2 separate regions of the Homo sapiens genome follow, and region 1 is linked to region 2. The links are chromatin contacts, found by Hi-C or POLR2A ChIA-PET in ENCODE. All regions are on one chromosome and are shown on one strand. Each heading gives the region's core, a stretch centred on a gene start or an enhancer-like site at or near the end of the contact. The rest is flanking DNA. Distances are from core to core; before and after follow the strand shown.

Region 1 (4,768 bases), core at 1,437-3,936, 210 kb after region 2:
CACCCTCACCTGACATGGAAAGGCTCTGGGACCCGGTTTCACCAACACTGATTATGCCACCTCCCCCAGCAGAGTCTGTTTGCTTATCTGTGAAATGGGGGCAATGACAGAACACCCACCCCATAGGGTGACAGAGAAGGCTGAGTGAGAGACACTGAGAAATGCTTACCCCGGTGCAATGTAGCACCACTCAGGCACCATTCATTCATTTATTCATTTATTCATTCATTCATTCACTCACTCATTGAACAATCTTTAACTGAGTGCCTCCTTTGTATCAGTCCCTATGCCAAACACAGTGGATGTAAAGAAGACACAGGGATCTGAGGATGCGTGGGATACAGACCTGATGGTGGATGGTTATGATACAGGGTGATAAGTGCTGAAGGGACTGGGTTTTGCAAGCCCAGAGAAATTTGGTCCACATGGAGGCCCCAGGGCAGCCCCCTGAGGAGACAACATTTGAGATGACATTTCATGAGCACTCACCATGGGTCAGGCACTGGGTGTGCCAAGCGTTTCCACGTTGTTCCTGTGACGTCGGGGAGGGGATGGGGCCCAGAGAGGGTGGGAGGCTTACTCAGGGTCACCGTGCTCGTAAGTGGGGACACCAGGGCTGGCCCACCTCCACTGGATGAGTTTGCCAGATGGGGAGAGAGGAGAGACAGGATGTCAGGCAGAGGGCAAAAGACAATGTGACCCAATCCTCTAGGATGGGGAGAGGAAGCTGGGATTCCCATAGGGAAAGCCCATATCTGTAGAAGGGTGGGCCAGAGGCAGTAGGACAAGGGCAAGGTGAGAGCCATGACCTCCAGCAAGTCCTGTGCCTCCTGGAACCTCCGTCTCCTCCTCTATGAACTCAGGATAAGGACATCTATTATATTATCTTCATCTCCATTTTACAGGTGAGAAACAGATTAGATCAAGGCTATCCAGTTGCAGAGCCCACGAGCTGAGCCATGCACTGTGGTTCTGCTGGAGCAGATGAGATGTATGAGTTCCCTGCAAACCCTCCTGTTTGTCTCAAGAGTGGGAGCCATGAAAAGCACCCCAAGAGTAGGGGGGAGACTTCATGGGAGCAGCCCTCAGAGAGACCCAGAAGATGCTCCTGTGCTCCTACCCAGAAATTCAGTCTCTTAAGGACCTTAGAGACAGTTTCATTCATGCATTAGTGAGGAGCGATGCCTACAACTTGCAAATGGAGAAACTGAGTTCAGAAAGGAGGGAGTGACTTGTCCAAGGTCACACCACAAGCTGGTGGTAGAAATCCCTCCAGAATGCAGGCATCCCAACATCTGGTTTTGTCCATTTCTCCATTCCCCTGACTCCTCACAAATGACTTGTCCCCTTGTCCCCAGCATGGTGATCTCTACCGGTCCTGAGCATTTAATATGGGCCAGACTCTTCGCCTTACTCTGACTCTCCAAGCCACCCTATGAAGTGGTATCCAAAGGCAACTTACTTACTTAAATACATGGCTTATTGATAGTATGTTACAAAACACATAAAATAATAATTGATGTATCTGCATTTCATGACCACCCTATAAATTGCACAATTCCTATTTTACAGATGAGAAAATTAAGGCTCAGAGATGGGAAAAGACTGTCTCAGGGACACACAGCGAGCAAGCAACAGGGTGAGGATTAGTATCCAGGCATCTCTGACTCCAAAGCAGGGGTGTCTTGTCCACACCCCAAGCTGCTGTCAGGGAACAGATGGGAGAGCCTGCAAGGGGAGGTGAGAGGAAGGTGCTGAGCCCCAGTCATGAGCGAGGTGACAGTTATTGTAGTGGCTAAACAGGTGGCCCCTGAGATCAGGCTGCCTGGGCTGGAATCCTGGTCTACCACTCCTTAGCACTGTGCGTTCAGGCAAACCATTGGTCCGCTCTGAGCCTTGACTTCCTTATCTGTAAAATGGGCGTGGTAATAATATGCCACCCTCATTAGGTTCCTGGAAGGGTTAAATGAGTGTGTAGCCCATGGTACATGCAATGGAAGTGCTGCCTCTTATTTGTGTGGCATTCTGCAGTGACTGTCTCGTGTACTCTCAATAGTGCTTATAACTCTTACGGGTTCTGGAGCTAGCCACCTGGCCTCTGCTACCACTTCCTAGCAGGGCGGCAGAGCTTAGAGGGAGATTTAAGGTGAGGATGGTGAGGTTTAAGTCCTGGGTCCCTCATTGGCATGGCCTTGTACTTCATTATTTAAAGAGACCCCCCCGCCCTCAGTATTGTATAACCTTTACTGACATCCTGCCAAGCCTGGATCTGCCCCTGTGTGAGGAACTCTACCTCTCTGTGTGCCTCAGTTTTCTCATCTGTTAAGTGGGAAGAATGTTAATTGTGCCAAATAAATGAATTAATACGTGTAGAATGCTTTAAAAGTGCCTGGTGCATAGTAAATGCCCAATACCTATTGGCTTCTTAAGTAAATCTCCAGTGGTAAATGTGCTTAAGTGCTAGTAAACGTGTTAAATGCTTTCCATGTGTCATGTGGTTTCATTATTTTTAATCTTCACAACAAACCATCCCATTTTCAGAGAGGTGAAGTAACTTGCCCGAGGTGACAGACTGTGGAAGCCAAATGGGTCTGACTCCAGAGCCAGGCCCCTGACCACCGTGCCAGCTACTTCCCTGTTGATGAGGGTTCCCTCCCCTCCCCACTGGCAGCTGAACCTGGAGGACTCAGGTCACACCTCCAGCAGGTACTGTCTGCCAGGCCCAGGTCACCTGAAGGTGGCCTATGAGGCCCCTGCAGGAAAGAAGCCCCCATGTCCAGCTGGGCCCAGGCCCTGCCCCACCTCGCACCCTCATCCCTCCTGCCCCCTAGAGCTTCCTCCTGAGCTCCCGTCACCAGAGGCCCTGGCCCAGGTGGGGCGGGGGCTAACGGGTGACAATGACCGATTTAGAAAGTAAAGTTGCTTCTCAAACAAATAAGAAAGAAGAGGAAAGAAATGGCCTGCCCGCTTCCTGCCCCACTCTCTCTTCCAGCACCTGGGGCCCAGCTGCAGGCTTTTCACTGCTTGTTTGTTCATCCTGCCTCGAGAAGCCTCTTCTTGAAGCCCCAGGCCCCCTCCATATGGGCGTTGGGATAATTGTTGAGCCAGTGGAAATAAGCACCCTCCATGATTGTTGTATTGTCATCGTCTCCAGTATTGTTTTGGACAACAATACCAGTAATCATAACAATCTGGGTTTCCTGCGGTTGGGAGGGGGGGACTACCAGCTTCGACTTGGGAGAAGTCCCCCTGGCTCTGCAGTTTCTGAGATGTGGAGGCCTGAGCAGGTCATAACTCCTCTCTGGGCCTCAGTTTCCTTGTCTGCAAAATGGGGACAGGGTGATGGTGAGGGCTGAATGGGGCAAGCATGGCCTGTGAAGCATAGTGCATGGCCCTGGTGGGAACCATTCAGTTGATTACTATGAAAGCCAGGGTCACACAGAAGCAATTTTAAGAGCCTCCTCAGACAAGGTTGGAAAGCTCAGTGGACTCCAGGATACAATGCTTATAAAGCCCTTGGTGTGTTTCTAATAACTGCTCTGAGTGCTTTATGTATTATCATTCATTTCATCCTTACCACAACCAGATGAAGCAGATGCTATTGCTGTTCCTATTTCATAGATGAGGAAACTAAGATGCAGAGAAATGACTTGTCCAAGGTCAGCACAGCTGGTAGGTGCAATTGGGGATGTGGATGCAGCCTTTCCAGGTCCAGGATCGGTGCTCTAAGCTGCATACACTGCCCTGGGGTCAGGGTCTGGCTCTGAAGGGTCTGACTTGCCTCGCGATCGTGGACAAGTCATTTGCCTTCTAAGCCTCAGACTTCTTCTACAAAATGAGCAGCCCATGATACCTGCCTGTAGATGTTGTACAATCCTAAAGGAGAGTTGTGGTCAGATTAGCGACAATGTAGAGAAAGACAATGAATGAGTACACCAGGGGTTCAGGAAGCCATGGCTGACTGCGATCATTATTATTAGTTTTAAAGTCACAGGCAAGAGGCAGCCTAGAGGATGCTGAGGGCCCTGCCCAGCTTTGAAAGTCTAAATCCTGTGGTTGCAGCTGGGGAGTGACTCCGGGAGGCACCTGGTGAGAGGTGGCTCCACCCGTTGGGGCTAAAAAAATCCCTGAGGCTGCCACCGTGCAATCTGCCAGTCACCTGCTCCAACTAATGGCAAACTCTCCAACCCTGCTTCCCTGCCCCTACCCCCACCCCCTATGAGCTGTGTGGCCCTGGAGAAATCATCTGACCTCTCTAAGTTTCTGGAAAAAAACACTGACCTTGTAGAGCTTTGTTGGATTGGAAATAGTGCCTAGCAATAGGTAGTTGCTACCAGGTGATGAGAACCTGCACTTTGAGGCCCACTTGTGTTCCAGTCCTGGCTATGCTACTTCCTGTTGTGTGACCTTGGGCAGGTTGCTTAGCCTCTCTGAGACTCAGTTTCCACAACTGGAAAATGGATTAGCACAGCACCTGACACACAGTAGGTGCTTAAGTGCTAATGATTATTGTTGTGTATGGCCATTTATTGTATTTTTTTTTTTGGTTTTTGAAATGGAGTCTCACTCTGTCTCCCAGGCTGGAGTGCAATGATGCCATCTCAGCTCACTGCAACCTCTGCCTCCTGGGTTCAAGCAATTCTCCTGCCTCAGCCTCCTGAGTAGCTGGGATTACAGGTGTGTGTCACCACAGCCAGCTAATTTTTTTTTTTTTTGGAAATGGAGTCTCACTCTGTTGCCCAGGCTGGATTTGCAGTGGTGCGATCTT
Region 2 (4,568 bases), core at 342-2,841:
CCCAGGCCAACATGGTGAAATCCTCCATCTCTACTAAAAATACAAACATTATCTGGGCACGGTGATGGGCACTTGTAATCCCAGCTACTCCGGAGGCTGAGGCAGGAGAATCGCTTGAACCCCGGGGTCAGAGGTTGCAGTGAGCCGAGATCACGCCACCGCACTCCAGCCTGGGCAACACAGTGAGACTTCGTCTTAATAAATAAATATAGATGGATAGATAGATAGATAGATAGATAGATAGATAGATAGATGATAGATAGATAAAATTCTAGTTCTTTGTTTTAAATAAAGTTTGTACCCACTAAATTGATACTGTGACCAATTAGTGGGGTACAACATACAGTTTGAAAACAGTGCTCTGGCCGGGGGCGGTGGCTCTCGCCTGTAATCCCAGCATTTTGGGAGGCCAAGGCGGGCGGATCACCTGAGGTCAGGAATTTGAGACCAGCCTGGCCAACACGGTGAAACCTCGTTTCTACTAAAAACACTAAAATTAGCCAGGCGTGGTGGTGCACACCTGTAATCCCAGCTACTCGGGAGACTGAGGCACGAGACTCTCTTGAACTCGGGAGGCGGAGGTTGCAGTGAGCCGAAATCGCGCCACTGCACTCCAACCTGGGTGACAGAGTGAGACTCCATCTCAAACAAACAAAACAAACCAACAAAACAAAAGAGAGAAAAACAGTGTTCTCAGCATTTTCTTTGCCTCAGGGCCATTGCGAATGCTACACCGTCTGGAAAGTTTTTCTTGTATCCTCTTCACCTGGATAGATTTTTTTTTTTTTCAGCCCTTCAGAAAGTACACCTAGATAAATCTTAATCATTTTTTTAAGGTATGAAATCTAAGGATGCCCCCTCTCTGGAGCTGCCTGCCTGTGTTTGAATCCTGAAGATCGTGATGCGTGAGTTAATCCGTGCTAAGAACTCGGAACAGTGAGTAGCAAATCGTTGCTTCTTATAGTGCAAGTTAGAAATGACACAACTGTTTGTGTAACTATTAATATGTGTCTCCTCACACCTCCCACACTCTAAACACAAGAAGCCACAGAATTTGGTTAATTTCTTTTCATGTTTTTGTTTGTTTGGTTTTGGGTTTTTTGTTTTGGACAGGCTCTCACTGTGTCGCCCAGGCTGGAGTGCAGTGGCACGATCTCCGCTCGCTGCAACCTCGCCTCCCGGGTTCAAACAATTCTCCTGCCTCAGCTTCCCAAGTAGCTGGGATTACAGGCGCCCACCACCACGCCCGGCTTTTTTTTTTTTTTTTTTTTTTTTTTTTTTTTTTTGGATTTTTTGGAGAGACGGGGGTTTCGCCATGTTAGCCAGGCTGGTCTCGAATTCCTGACCTCAGGTGATCTACCCGCCTCGGTCTCCCAAAGTGCTAGGATTACATGGTGTCCAGGCTGATTCTGTTCATCTTTATATTCCTAGCGTCTCACTTGGCCTGGCATGGAAGAGGCGCTCGGAATCAAAACGGAGAGAGGCTGGGGGTGGAGCCAGCTTCGGAAGTCACGGCGGAGGGGCGGGGGCGGGGCCGCGCCCACCAGACGAGCCATCGGTCACGCGGGGCCCAGCTGGACTGCCGCGGGGGATTCTGGGCCAAGATGGCAGCAATGAGGAAGGCGCTTCCGCGGCGACTGGTGGGCTTGGCGTCCCTCCGGGCTGTAAGTGCCCCGAGCCGCCGAGGCGGCGGCCCTGCAGGCACTCTGACTGTCAGGGTTGGGGGCTTGGCCCGTGGTGACTGCTCTCTTAGAGGCGAGGCCGGACAGCTCTCAGGCCAGAGTCGGGAGGGCGTTGGAGTCCTGGACCCTCCCTTTTCCCCTCAAATCCTTTGAAGGGGATGGGAAAACTGAGGTCCGGAGAGGTGGAGTGACTTGTCTGGGTCATGGAGACCTGGGACGCCATCCTAGGTGCCCTGATTCCCCGCCCAGGGCCCTTTCCGATGACCCTGGCCCCTTTCTCCCTCTAATTGAACTTCAGACCTCTCCAACTCTTCATTAGTGAAAATCAAGAACACGCTTCCATTTCCTTCGTCTCCATTTCCAACTGTTGTTGCTTTTAGAGATGCTTGGGGAACTATCCCAGCCTACCGAGCGGGACTTGCGTTGATTGGAGCCAAGCTGTGATTCCCTTGGAATTGCACTTTGATCCTGTTCGATCCTGATGTTTTCCCCTCTCCCATTCTCAGCGCAGAAAAAGTGTGGGAGACGTAGCTGTATGGAGCAGAAAAAATAAAAGCTGAAGCTAGGGTGTCCCAATAGTTCTGCCACTTTCTAGACTTAATGACATAGTTATTTACTTTCTCTAAACCTCAGCTCTTTCGTCTGTAAAACGGACAACATTCCCTTGGGGTTGTTTTGGAAATTAGAGAAAATGTAAGTAACACATCTGGCAGTGTTCTGGCTCCTAATAAGTGATCAGTCGGTGGTGGTATTTTTACCTTAGGGAGTTGAGAAGGAGTTATAACTGTATAGAGGGAAAAATACACTCCTGGCACTGGGTCCCTCTCAGAAAGCCACGTTAATATCTTTACTTGGCCATTCACCTGCACCACCTGCTCATGTGTAAAATGAAGATGGCAATTCCAACTTGGAAAGTTAAACGCAATAGTAGATATTAATAAGCTTTTAAGAAATATTTGGTGTAATGAGATGGCCCTCCATGGGGTTCCAAGCATAGGAACCAGTATTAGTATTAGGCCTAGATATGGGTTCAAGTCCAAGCTCTGTCACTTTCTAATTGTGATTTTTGGGTAACCTTTCTGAGGCTTAGTTTCTTCACCTACGGAGTTGGGATAATAATAGTCCCTGGCCTGTAGTTTAACACTGGGTTTAGTCAGTATTCGCTGTTGGTGTTGATGCAGGTACACCATACCTCAGGACACTGTGGCACAGTACTTGTGTGGTTAGGGGGACCCTCTCTGAGCAGAGCTTTACAGAGGAGGAACGGGATGTTTAACCAGGAGAAGACTGTGGACCGAACGAACGGTGGTAAAGAGGCAACAGTGGCCCAGAGGTTAGGAGCTTGTGCTCTAGAGCCACACTGCCAGGTTTAGATATTGCCTCAGTGAGTAACTCCCCATGTCACCTCGGGAAGATTACTTAATCTCTTTGGGTCTCAGATTTCTTTTCTTTTCTTTCTTTTTTTTTTTCCTGAGACGGTGTCTTGCTCTGTCATCTGTCACCCAGACTGGAGTGCAGTGGCTCAATCTCAGCTCACTGCAACCTCTGCCTCCCAGGTTCAAGCGATTCTTCTGCCTCAGCCTCCCAAGTGGGGCCTTAGATTTCTTACAGTAAAATGGGGATGATGATAGTTCCTACCTGATAAGATTGTTGAGAGGACAGTATGGGTTAATATGTAAATGGCTCACCAGGCGTGGTGGCTCATGCCTATAATCCTAGCACTTTGGGAGGCTGAGGTGGGTGGATCACTTGAGGTCGGGAGTTCGGGACCAGCCTGGCCAACCTGGTGAAATCCTGTCTCTACTAAAATACAAAAAATTAGCCAGGTGTGGTGGTGCGCACCTGTAGTCCCAGCTACTCGGGAGGCTGAGGCAGGAGAATCACTTGAACCTGGGAGGTGAAGGTTGCAGTGAGCCAAGATCGCGCCACTGCTCTCCAGCCTGGAGACAGAATGAGACTGTATCTCAAATAAATAAATAAATAAATAAATATGTAAATGGCTCTTGTATGTGCCTGGCAAATATTAAGTGTTTAAAAACTGAATTATTATGTGAAGAGCTGTTACGGGGAAGGAAGGAAGTGGAATTGAGTTTATAATGTTCTAATAAAAGCAGCTTGGAAGCAGGTTTTAGAAGCTTTTTTTTTTTTTTTTTTTTTTGAGATGAAGAAGTCTCGCTCTTGTACCCCAGGCTGGAGTACAATGGCACGATCTCAGCTCACTGCAACCTCCTCCTCCTGGGTTCAAGCAATTCTCCTGCCTCAGCCTCCCGAGTAGCTGGGATTGCAGGCACCTGCTGCCATGCCTAGCTAATTTATGTGTTTTTAGTAGAGATAGGGCTTCACCATGTTGGCTAGGCTGGTCTCGAACTTCTGACCTCAGGTGATCTGCCCACCTCGGCCTCCCAAAGTGCTGGGATTACAGGCGTGAGCCACCACGCTTGGCCTGAAGCAGGTTTTAGATTATTTCAGCAACACTCAACTGTTATTTATCGAGCCCCTATTATGTCCCAGGGCCTTAGAAATACAGCATTGAATAAAACAAAGTCCCTGTCTCATGAAACTTATGTTCCAGTGAGATAGTTTTAGGGTGATATACTAGCAGAGGCTGAACATCCCTGTTGGAGGGAGATTCAAGTTGCAGGGACCTTCCAACTTAGCCTGTTGACGTCATGAAATTCAATGGCTCATCGCCTTAGTCTCTAAGAAAGCTTGTTGGCTAAAACAAGGCCAGTCAGGTGAGTTGTACATGTTCCAGCTGCTTCCTAGCAGGGAATTCCTGGGGGACTTCAGGGGGTTGAGATCCTTAGCGGATCACACAGTGTGCCTTCCGCTTTGCCTCGTTGTAGTATATTTATCCAGATTAAATCTGTAAAACAAAGTTGATTT

What was found. Hi-C counts contacts between places; a loop is a spot of excess contacts on that map. ChIA-PET counts read pairs that join two places held with the same protein, here RNA polymerase II (POLR2A). Pooled maps may share reads with other maps.
Region 1: a pooled map shows a loop between it and region 2 (3-fold over the local background). The contact joins the enhancer-like site here to the promoter of HMGCL in region 2. A Hi-C loop is called at or near these places in 1 of 50 pooled maps. POLR2A ChIA-PET finds 5 or more read pairs at or near these places in 5 of 52 experiments (A673, HEK293T, OCI-LY7 and 2 more).

Annotation. Positions count from the first base shown.
Region 1 is chr1:23,611,474-23,616,241 of GRCh38, reverse strand. No RefSeq gene overlaps it. Among named protein-coding and RNA genes, the nearest start is that of MDS2, 13 kb to the left of the region's middle. RefSeq lists an enhancer at 3,373-3,422. Within about 2 kb of position 2,686, at least 7 of the 41 ENCODE cell types and tissues checked have a DNase peak (open chromatin) inside an H3K27ac peak, as active enhancers do; they include OCI-LY7, where a contact is called at or near this core.
Region 2 is chr1:23,822,452-23,827,019 of GRCh38, reverse strand. It overlaps HMGCL (3-hydroxy-3-methylglutaryl-CoA lyase), which reads left to right and starts at 1,591. Exons shown (of 9, transcript NM_000191.3): 1 at 1,591-1,664. The coding sequence starts at 1,605. It overlaps LOC105376861 (a long non-coding RNA gene), which reads left to right. Exons shown (of 3, transcript XR_947068.2): 2 at 837-936; 3 at 1,432-1,480. RefSeq lists an enhancer at 722-1,590.